Linked DNA regions of Homo sapiens: region 2 is linked to region 1. Evidence: chromatin loops called from intact Hi-C (ENCODE). Cell type or tissue: endothelial cell of umbilical vein. All regions are shown on one strand. Each heading gives the region's core, and the rest is flanking DNA. Links, peaks and the distances in the headings are about the cores only. Region 1 holds the start of CHD4 (chromodomain helicase DNA binding protein 4). Region 2 holds the start of PTMS (parathymosin).

What was found. A loop is a pair of places that touch in the nucleus more often than their neighbours do. Peaks named below come from ENCODE experiments on the same cell type or tissue, not always from the same donor. Only the 100,000 strongest peaks of a DNase experiment are listed, where the experiment ranks them.
Region 2: it touches region 1 in a loop (5-fold over the local background); 44 of 110 quality-filtered maps call a loop at or near these places.

The regions. Positions count from the first base shown.
Region 1 is chr12:6,604,137-6,610,985 of GRCh38, reverse strand. CHD4 (chromodomain helicase DNA binding protein 4) reads left to right here and starts at 3,607. Exons shown (of 40, transcript NM_001273.5): 1 at 3,607-3,686; 2 at 4,535-4,712. The coding sequence starts at 4,613. It overlaps LOC124902867 (a long non-coding RNA gene), which reads right to left and starts at 5,100. Exons shown (of 2, transcript XR_007063193.1): 1 at 4,991-5,100; 2 at 1,676-1,871. RefSeq lists enhancers at 2,987-3,136, 4,877-5,036 and silencers at 3,727-3,826, 4,237-4,296, 4,477-4,526. In endothelial cell of umbilical vein, for the core only: no CTCF peak of the experiment used is centred there; a DNase peak (open chromatin) is centred at 3,525; H3K4me3 peaks cover 1,060 bases.
Region 2 is chr12:6,765,562-6,769,837 of GRCh38, reverse strand. PTMS (parathymosin) reads right to left here and starts at 3,475. Exons shown (of 5, transcript NM_002824.6): 1 at 3,088-3,475; 2 at 164-235. The coding sequence starts at 3,132. RefSeq lists silencers at 2,671-3,170, 3,281-3,610. In endothelial cell of umbilical vein, for the core only: a CTCF peak has its summit at 2,887; DNase peaks (open chromatin) are centred at 2,807 and 3,527; H3K4me3 peaks cover 2,393 bases; H3K27ac peaks cover 769 bases.

The DNA.
Region 1 (6,849 bases), core at 2,036-4,535:
CCCTTTCTACAAGGAAGTCCAAGTTTCTTTTCAACTCGTCCCACTTCCATAGGTCTTGGACCCATGCAAAAAAGGTACATGAGCAGAGGGAGACATTATCCTTGGCCTGGGGTTAGGGCAGCAAGGCAGTGGTGCTGGGACATTGGTTTTCACTCAGGTCCTGAATCTCTGGGAGTCAGGAAAAGGGAAAAGTGACAGGCTGATGGGTTAGGTTTTCTGAGGGCCAAAGGGTTTTAAGATTGGGCTCTTTCCTGGCCAGGCGCAGTGGCTCACGCCTGTAATCCCAGCACTTTGGGAGGCCGAGGCGGGCGGATCACCTGAGTTTGGGCGTTCGAGACCAGCCTGACCAATATGGAGAAACCCCGTCTCTACTAAAAATACAAAATTAGCCGGGCATGGTGGCACATGCCTGTAATCCCAGCTACCCGGGAGGCTGAGGCAGGAAAATCACTTGAACCTGGGAGGCTGAGGTTGCAGTGAGCCGAGATCGCGCCATGGCACTCCAGCCTGGGCAACAAGAGCGAAACTCCGTCTCAAAAAAAAAAAAAAAAAAAAAAATTAGGCTCTTTCCTGAGGTGGGAAGATCACTTGAGTCCAGAAGTTCAAGATCAGCCTGGCAACATAGTGAAACCCCGTCTCTACAATAAATTTAAAAATTAGCTGGGTGTGGTGGTGTATGCCCGTGGTTCCAGCTACAGGTGGGAGGCTGAGGTGGGATGATCACTTGAGCCCAGGAGGTTGAGGTTGCAGTGAGCTGTGATTGCGCCACTGAGACCCTGTCTCTCAAAAAAACAAAAAACAAAACAAAAAAAATTCGGTTATTTCAGCTTCTAGGATTGGGTCCATAGGGTGGCTGGAGGGTATGCATAATAAGGGAAGGAGATGGTATACGCTGGAGGGCTACCTTGGGGCATAATTCAATGTAGAAGGTTTCCTGGACTGCTGACTTCTTTTTTTTTTTTTTTTTTTCTGAGGCAGAGTCTTGCTCTGTTGCCCAGGCTGTAGTGCAGTGGTGCAATCTCAGCTCCCTGCAACCTCTACCTCCTGGGTTCAAGCAATTCTCCTGCCTCAGCCCTTGAGTAGCTAGGATTACAGGCACGTGCCACCATGTCAGGCTAATTTTTGTATGTTTAGTAGAGACGGGGTTTCACCATTTTGGCCAGGCTGGTCTTGAACTCCTGACCTTGTGATCCACCTGCCTTGGCCTCCCAAAGTGCTGGGATTACAGGCATGAGCCACCATGCCCCGCTGGAATATTGACTTCTATACAGGCAGGGGAAGATGGGGAACATTATACAACTAAAGATTTTTTTTTTTTTGAGGTGGAGAATGTGGCCCCAACAAGATGAGGATGGAGGCCATTGGAGATACTATGAGACTTCAGGATATAAAATGGGAAAGTGCCTGAAAAATATGGGACATTGAGGATAAGCAGGATTTGGTGTTCAAGAATGAGGGAAACAATGCTGGTATATTGTGGAGTCTCTTAAGAAGGAAGGACATGAACATATTATAGGATTTCAGTATTAGGAATGCTGGATGGATGAACATTGCTTTCCAAGAAAAATCCCCTAGTAAGTAGGGAACAGATAGGAGATCATGTTGACTATGGTCTATACCCATAAATCCTTTAAGTATCATCTTCCAGCCTCTAGAAGGACCACGATAAATCTTATTGGGATATGTTCTCTCTTGGAACCAGTGGGATTTTATTTTCTGTAACAGGAAATTGGGAAACAGTGCTCAGCAGTTCTCCCTTGGCACCATTCTGTCGTGTATCATAGTTTGCTTGGTTGCTTATGCTTTTTGAAGGGAGGCCCCCTGGTCTTCCTTGATTCTCCATGGTGCGGAGCTCGGCCTTGCTAGGTACTCTGTCAACACAGGTTGAATGAACATGAGTAGTGGTGAGTAGCGGGAGGGCAGGCCTTCACTCTTGGTGTGTATAGAGCAGGAACCTGAGTTCACATCGTGATGGGATGTCCATCCCCAGGAATGGCCTGGGGGTGTTGGTGAAAGATCCCTGACCTGGGGATGTGGTGAGGGGGAGGATTGCTAGAATGTTGAGAGATAGTCTTTGGATGGGAGTTGGTAATTATTATGGGATGCTGTAGGGTGAATTAGACTTCATGTAAATGTTTCATCTGTCAGCTTGGTATTTTGGTTGGTTGGTGTTCCTCAAAACTTAGGAGCTGGAGGTAAGCATCTGGAAAATACCTAGATTTTGGTGGGACTGGGTGGGGCCCTAGGTGGGCTCCCAGCCCCCGAGTGTCTGGAAATGATGGTATGAGGGAAGCTGGGGTCCCAGACATCAGGAGGCTTTTTGCCAGGATACTACTTTGGCCCAGAAAGGGATTAAGGTGTGTGCAAGTGGGGGCGGGGACAAGGAAGCGTGGGTAGCCTGCCTGGCCCTCCCTGCTCTGGGTGTTAGAATAGACTGACAGCGCCTGGAGATGGGGGTGGGAAGAATATGAATATTATGGGATGCCTGGCTCGAAGGGTATAGGGGTGGTAGAGTGGAGATGAAGCATTATGGGATGTGACACTGGGTTGTGTTGGGAGTATTATGGTATGTTTGGTTGACCACGGGCTCCTTGCAATTATTATGGGATGTCAGGATGTGGGTAGGAGAGTAAAATTATTATGGGATAGCTTTCCAGTGTTAGAGGAAAAGAGATTAGATGTCCATCTGTGGGGCGACAGTAGGGCTGTTGATCATTATGGGTTATCTTTTTGATAGAGGAGGGGTACTTACTATAGGCTGTGGAGCTAGAAGAGGGAAGGCTGGGGGTGATGTGAGCCTCTAGACCCTGGCCTGCAGGGACTGAGGGCAGCTCTAGGGGGTTAGTTATTATGGGATGTCAGTATAGAAAGTGGGAGACTGATTATTACGGGATGTGTGTGGGAGGAGGCCGAGTGTCCGTTGTTGTAGTATGGGGGGGGGTGAGTTTCTGACTATTATGGGATATCAAACTGGGGGTGGATGAAGGATGGTTATTATGGGATGTCTGTGGGGGATGGGGCTGAATATTATGGGATATGAGGCATAAGTGCTGCGAGGGGTGCTTATTATGGGATGGCCATGGGGAGGGAGGGGTGATGAATTATTATGGGATGTTAGCATTAGGTCCAAGAGTGAAGAAGAAGTTGGCAAAGGATGTCTATTATGGGATGTCTAAGAGGGTTAGTTGCAAAAGGTCTGCAATATTTTGAGATGTCAGCAGTCTCTGGCATATGTGTATGAAATGTGGGGGGGCAGGGTGTGTGTGTGTTGTGTGTGTGTGTGTGTGTGTGTGTGTGTGTGTGTGTGTGTGTGTTGGGGGGGGGGGTGTCCGTGTGTATTATGGGATGGCCAGGAGGTGGGCGGTTGCCCAGGTGACGCGCGCGCGCCCGCTGCGAAGGGGGCGTGGCCAGTGGTTGCCTGAGCGACGAGGGGGCGGGGGTTGCCCGGGAGACCTGGGGAGGAGGGTGGCGGTAGTGGAAGGGGGGGGTTGGAGTTGGTTGAGGTTATTATGGGCTGTCCGTGGGGGGGCGGGGCCTGTGCGGTGGGATTTCCCGGCCGGTGTTTCAGGCCCTTTAAGAGGCGACGCTGGAGCCGGAGCCATTTTCCCCCCTTCGGCCGCGGCGAGGAGGAGCCGGAGCGGGAGTGACACCGAGCCGGACCCAGCGCGACCTGCGGCGGCTCCGGGGTGAGGAGAGCGCGGGGTTCCCAAAGAGACGCCCCTCACGGCCCTACCAGCCCCGAGGGTCATCCCGTCACCCGCCCCTTCCTCAGGCGTCTCCGGACCCGCGGACCGCCCCTTGCCCAGAGGAGCCGACCCTTCCTTTCCTGGCCCTGCAGGGCGCCCGGCCTCCTCCCCAGCCCCCGCCCTAACCCTGCCGGAGTCTTGCTCCCCGCGACCCCCCGCCTCCGGCTTGGTCTCCCACAATGCCCGGCGCCCACCCCCTCGCCCTTTGATCACTTGCCCCCCGGGACACGTGGCCCGGCCCCCTTCCCGGTGGGACGCTTTCGCCCCCCGCGTCCCTGCCTCCGGCCCCCCGCAGCGCCCGAGCCTCCACGCCCCCTCGTCCCCGCAGCTCTTGAGGAGAACCTGAGTTGTCCCAGAGGACAGCCTTTGGAGAGCTGCCCTGTCTGGGGACTGGCCCCTCCCCGGGCGCAGGGAGGCGCCCCCCCACCCCCAAGTGACCTTGTGTCCCCGAGCGCCTCGCCGCCTGCGGCCTCCCCTGGCCCCCCCGCGCCGCTGCCACTCGGACCCCCTCCCCCGTCACACCCCGCTCGGTCCAGCCCCGCGTCTCCCCTCCCCGCGCTTGCACCAGCCTGCCCTCGGAGGCGTCGCTCCCTCGCTCCGTGGGGGCGCCTGCCGGGGAGCCGGCTTCCGGGCTGCCCCCGAGGAGTGTGGAACTAAGTTCAGCCTGAGCGGTTCGGGTGCCCTGCTAGGGTGGCTGGGGTGGGGGGCGGAAAGAGCGGGTGGGTGTGGGGGAGGGGGACAGTGCGCGTCACTGACTGTTCTGTGTTTCTCCCCCCTCCCCCGCACAGTGACTCGGGCCAGTGTAGAGGTCCTCAGGCCGCCGGCAGGAGCAGCTGGGCCAATTCCCTGGCCGGGAGCGGAAGGGGATGGCGTCGGGCCTGGGCTCCCCGTCCCCCTGCTCGGCGGGCAGTGAGGAGGAGGATATGGATGCACTTTTGAACAACAGCCTGCCCCCACCCCACCCAGGTAACATCTTCCCCAAGGGCCCATGGCGGGAAGGAGACATCTGGGGCTCTCCCGAGTGACTCCTCTGGTGAGGCAGGGCTGTGTTGCTCCGCTGTCTCTGTGCAGAGCCGGAGGTGGAGGGTATCCGAAGGGAGTGGTTCCCTTCTGCGGAGCTCTGGTGTGAGGGGGGTGGAAGCCATGTGCCTCCTGGGCACGGAGATGCCAGCTTGCTGCACTCTGTCTTGAGGAATGCTCTGCAGTTCCCAGTTGAGGGAGCTCTCTGGGCTGGCAGGCATTACCTGGTATGTGGGTCCTCGGAGGAATGCAGGTAGCTGGGACCCCTGGAGGCTTGTGGTGGTGGTGGTGGAGGGGGGCGTTGAGGATTCTGTTTGAAAGACCAGCCGGGCATCTGTGCTAGTAGGATCCTGTGGTTGCTGCTGTGGAAAGGAAAGAGGGAGTGCTGGTTACACTCTATCTGATTATTTTTAGCTTCTGATCGGTTACCGGTTTTCTGTGCTGTCTGAACTGTGTGAAGTTTGAATCGCGCTCCTCAGCAGGATCTGGAGTGCTTAAAGCAGCCAGGCAGATTGCTGGAATGTTTTGAGTGGGGAAGTGATGGGGGCTCGGGGAGGATGTAATAGCCTAGTGAAGAGGGGCAAAAGAAGGGAGGGCACTCCTCCTCCTGGTGAGTGGACATAGTTTTGGCTTTTTTCCTAGTGGCTTCTGTCTCTATGAGGTAGCCTGCGGTTTAGGCTGGCAGTGTGAAGTGTCTGTGTAGGTGTGCTAGGGGTTACGCTATCTGTGTTTTGGGGTGGCTTCATGAACTGGCCAAACCCGTATGGTTGTAACCACCCTGTCTGATTGGGGGAACTGTTGTCTATCCTCAAATGATGGTTGATGTCATGCCCCTAAGCAGATGTCTTTCTCTTCTGTGTCCTTTTTCAGAGCCCCTAGCTGTGTCACCTACTCATCTCCTTGACCTTCATGTTTTCTAGTTTAATTTTTTTTTCTACATGTCATTTCTTCATTCCTTCTGCTTCTAGTTTTCTTCTCATTCTGGAGCCTGCTGATCCTGTTTTTGTTTCTCATCCAGCATCATTCACTTCTGCCTTCTCTCTTCTTAGCTTCAGTGGAAGTTGAGGTGGTCTGGGAGAGATGCTTTCACATTTGGCACTTTTTAAGTTGGAATTCTTCACTTCAACCTGAGGCCATTTAGGAGAGGGGTTAGTGTTGTCATGGAGTCTGGGCTGTTGGGATGAGAAACTTGGTTTCATCCTTGTGTAGAGTAGGGGGCAGATTTCCATGCCCTTGCCCAAGGTGAGGGCGGAGTTGTGGTGCTGGTAAGGGGACCCTGTCCTTCTGAGAGGGGCATGAGAAACAGTAGTGCTGCCTAAACATTCTGGGTTCCACGTCTTGGCCTCCCATTGGCCACTTGGGCTGGGGCTGCCTTTCATGTTGACCGGGAGCTGCGCAGGAGCTGTGAACTCTGTCCTGAGCTGTAGCATGACCCACTTTTTCCACTTGCCACACCCCATTCCTGTCCCTTTCCTAAATCTTCTCTATATCTCAGTAAGTTTGCGGTTTGCCATTTCAGCATATTATTTGCCTGAGAAGTTTGGGGGGCTCCATGTGCATGGAAGGATGTCCCCTTTGCCTCCATGGGTTGTCTTTGTCTCCACTTCCAGCTTTTATGGGGGTGGTGAGATGTAGCTGATGGGGGTTGGGGGTTGACTTGGGGATTGGTGGGGAAAAGTCCTTAAGAAAATGATTCTTTCTGGTGAAATCCAGGCTGATGTTGCATTCCCAAGGGGGAATGGGAGGGGCGTTCTTGTGCCTGGTCTTATTCTGGGCTGAGAAGCAGGGAGGCTGATGGTGCTTTGTCCAGCCTAATGTCTCATTCCCTAGTATCTGTCTAGCTCAGGAAGTGGGGAGCCAGAGACATTTTAGGGCTAATTTTGGGGGTTAAGAGCTAAGAACATGTCAGGGATTGAAGGAGGGATATTATTTTCTTTTTTATTTTTGAGATGGGGTCTCACTCTGTCGCCAAGGTTGGAGTGCAGTGTGCGATCTTGGCTCACTGCAACCTCCGCCTCCCGGGCTCAAGCGATTCTCCTGCCTCAGCCTCCTGAGTAGCTGGGATTACAGGCACCCACCACCA
Region 2 (4,276 bases), core at 1,746-4,245, 160 kb before region 1:
GATAAAAGGGCTTGGGATGGGCCACAGGGTGGGGCAGCAAGGGTGACAGGGCTCAGGGGAACGGCAGGACCCAGCACCCTCGGAAGGAAAGCAGAGGAAGGATGAGATGATTGGGAGGGAAGATGGTAGGGCAGATGTGGTCCTCTCCCCCACCCCTCCACACCTCCACCACTTCTTTCTTTCGCTCTTTCCGGCTTGCCTTCTCCTCCACCTTCTCCTTCTTCTCCTTCAGGTCCTGCAAAGGAGAAAGAGGTCACCTTTCTCACCACAAATGGCTTGCAGCCCCTAAGTCCCTGCAGCCCCAGTTCTCCCTCTGTAGTGAGCTTAGAGGTGTGTGAACTGAATAAGGTGGCCACAGCTTAGAGACAGAATAGGGGCCCTAGGGTCCTTACATTAGGGCCATGAAGGGGTTGAGACCAAACACCTCCTTCCCCAAGACCCAAGGTGAGGTGGGAAAGGGATGAAGAAGCAGGAGCGGGCAACCAGGGTAATGATCCCCACCCCCATCAAGTTCTCCCAAACCTCACTGGCTGAAGAGTTCAGCTCAGCAAAGCAAATCCTCTCCATCTGCTTGCAGCCTCAGTGCCCCGCCCCCTCCTGTGTCCCTCCGCCTCCCTTGCCTGCCCCGCCACTGCCCGCCCAGCTCTGCCTTTTGTCTACCTCTGGGGCCTTTTCCTGAGGACTCTCTCTCCTGGGCATCCCTCCCAGCTTCCCCTTCAGCTTCTAAGGTCTTTGTTTCTCTCCATCTGTGTCTCCCTAATCCTCAGGCCCCTACTTGGCCAAACACTACACCTTAGCACATTCCCAGCACCCCTCCCACTTTCTGCCCTCCCCGCCCCAAAACAGTTCAAGTAGTTTCCTCTATCCCTGCCTCCCATGGTGTATGCATGGGTGTAGTGGAAGTAGCCATTTACGGTGGAAATGTAGGTGAAGTAGAAGAGAAAACAAGGAGGGGAAGAGTAGCAGGCGTGGGAAACAAGGAGAGAGCAACAAACAAGGTCTGTGACTGGGGTGGGATAGGAATGGAGAAGAGGGAGGGACCAGTCTAGGAGACCCTCCCACCAGCCAGCCCCTCTCCTTCACCCCAAGATCCTAGCAGGCATAGGTTGACGTCCTGTGCTGATATGGCACATCTGAGTCCCTTCTGGACACTACACTAGCCTCCCAATTCAGATTCCAGTGCTCTCCCCACCCACTCCTTGGCAGGCACAGTGTAACACGGTAGGTGTCCTTGTGTGATCTGATCTGGTGTTGGTGTGCCACGCTGTGTATCTGATTCCATGTGAATGGAAGTCTCCTGTGTGAGATCACCCTGGGCGGGGGGGTCCTTTCTGGAACAGGATAGGGGATAGGAGAGGAGCCTGGTGCAGAACGGCTGCCCTGGGGGGCACTCAATTCCCTTCTCCCTTTAAGGGTAGCTCAGAACTCTTCACTCTCACTCCAGAGAGGGTGCCCTTCCACCCCACCGTGAGGTCTTCATTTCTGTGCCACAAGGTCAGTATGGCATTTCCACTACCTAGGGGGCTCTTCCCTACGTCCTGGGCCAGGAGAGCAAAGAGCTGGTCAGCTTCTCTCTGGGGGCCCCAGCACCAAAAGTCTGTATGGCCCTGGCCTGACTTTCCCATCTGGGCTGATGCAGGGAGGGAGAATACCAGAGACCAAAGTTCAAGGGGCCGGGCCCTCTCCTCCCCTGTTCTGTCCTTCTGGTCACTGTCCTTCCATGATCCCTTTTCCAGGAGAATATGTGACCTGGGCCCTAGGTCTTCTGCTAAGCAGCCCTCTGGCCTCATTTACTCAACACAGGCACACACACCGACACCGGCCGACAGCCATGCACAGACACAGTTAGAGAGGAGCACCCACGCGATGGGAGACACATGGCCCAGCGTTGGGCCATTCTGGTCCACACTCTTGAGACAGCACGGGAGCACAGCGGAGCCACTCAGCACTCACAAAGCGACAACATGGCTCCAGAACATCTACGTCTCCACATGCACACATGTAACTGACACGGGCAGTCCCACACACTCGCTGGATTTCAGACATACAAAGACACCTACTCAGTGAAGTCACATGCCACCGCACAGCCCGCCGGAGGGCCACACGGGCGCACCTTGGCAGATCGCACACAGCCCCTCTCCCACCGCCGTTAATCCCATTGGCTCCCCCCGTTTCACTCCGCGGGCCTCCGGGAGACCTGTGTGACGGCCCCTCAGCAACCACCGCGCCCCCCCCCCCCGCCATACACATACACACACAAGATAGGGCTCCCAGCCCCCAAACCCCGGCCGCGTTAATTTCCCAAAGCGACACTCCGCAGGTTCCCTGGGGAAATTAGAGGAAGGCTGGAAGAGAGGCAAGGGCGAACGGATGGGGCCGGGGAAGGGAGCTGATGAGGGCGAGGACAGCTCGACGCAATGCCATGCAATGCCCAGCCTCGGCTTTTTCGAAGGCTAGTCCTGCCCCGCTTCTAATTTTTAGGAATTCGAGATTCTTTCAGTGTGTATGCGGGAAGGGGACGATGAAGAGAAAAGAAAGCTGAAAGCCAGCTGAGGGGAGGGAACGAGAAAACAGAGGCGGCCGCCGTCCGGGGAGAGAAGCGAGCGACGGTCGGGCCGCGGGGAGGGGCCCGGAGGAGCAGCCTCCAGGGAGAGTCCTGTTTACACTTGAGGATCTCAAACCGCTTAGCGAGGAAAGGTGAGGTCAGGTTGCAAGCAAAGACGCGGCAGCGGGGCGCAGGGAGGGGGCGCGGCAAAGTGAGACTCGGGGCGTTCGGACGGGAAGCCGGACGGGATCCGGTCAGCGAGGTGGGGCCGAAGAGGGGTGGGGACGGCTGCGGGGGACGGCGCGACCGGAGCGGCGAGGCCGGGCGCCGTGGTGCGCGCAGGGCAGCTAGAGGGCGCTGGCGCTAGCCGCGCGGAGCCGGGAAAGGAGCTCCGGGCCGGGGAGCGGTGGGAGGGCGCAGTGGGGTCCGCCAGGACCCGGGCGCAAGGGCCGCGCGGGGCCGTCGGGGGCGGCCTGGGGCGAAGGACCGCGCCGGGCCCCAGGGCTGCGCGAGGTCCGGGCCGCCGCCGCCCCCGCCCGTACCTTGGCGCTCAACTCGGCCGCTGCCTCCACGCTTTTCTCCGACATGGTGCCGGGGCCGGGGCCGGGGCTGGCGGGGAGCCGGGGTCCCGGGGCCGAGACGGAGGGGCCCTGGACGGCGGAGGGTGGCCGCGGCCGGAACCTGGCGCGGTGGCGGCGGCGGCGGCGACAGCGGCAGCGGCGGCCGCTCGGCAAGCTGGGTCTCTGGAAGAGGCGGCAGAGGCGCGCGGGGTGGGGCGGGGGTGGGTCTGGAGCGGAGACCCGCAGGGCTGCGGCCGTCCGGAGGGCGGGCGGAAGGGCGGTGCAGGCGGTGGCCGGCGCGCTCGGCCGCGGTAGCTCGATCCCGGGCTCGCCGCCCCCGCACCAGCAGAGCTGCCGCCGACCAGCCGCTGCCGCCCCCGGGAAGGGAACCCGCTTATAAGGCGGCGCTGCCCGACGGGAGGGGCTTCCCAGGGGTGGGGCAGGCGGGAGCGGGGAGGAGAGGAGAGGGGAGGGGGATGAAAGAGGAGGTTGGAGAGGTGGGGATAGGAGGATGAAAGCGAGGGGAGGGAGAGCTAGGGAGTCGGGAGGGAGGACGAGACCAGGAGGGGGAAATGGAGAGACTGACGGCCGCGGAGAAAGAGTGGGGCGAGGAGGTGGGAAGGGGTGGGGTTCCTGCGGGGAGGCACCTTTCCAAATCCCAACCTACTGCCTGCGAATGTGGAGTCTGGCTTTTGGGGGCGGACTGGAGAGGTGGCCAGAATCCTACTGACCCCAAAAAAAGCCCTGGGATTTTGCCAAGGGGTGGGGTGAGGGGAGCAGATGGGAAGATAGGGCAGGTATTTGAGAAACCAAAAGCTTAAAGAAGAGGAAGAGGGTTCGGGCGCTCCTTCCACACCACGCCGGATTTCCCCCTCTCATCCTCCATCCACATTCTCTGGATGGCCTTGAGGAGGGATGGGAGGGCAGAAAGGGCGGCCCAGCCTTCTGTCCCGCCAGATTGACACTTGTGACCCTTGCCGGGTGCCTCCCTTCCTGGCCCCGTGCTGTGAGCCGGGGGGAGTCAGGCCCCCTGGTCTCCTTTGCTGTCTTCCAGCTCTCTTCCATCTTCTACCTCTCTTATTCGCCCGTCTCACCTCACTTTTATTCGCCTGGTCCTTCTATTTCTCTTCATCCGTCCTCAGTCATCTGTACCTAGACCCCTCCTTCACAA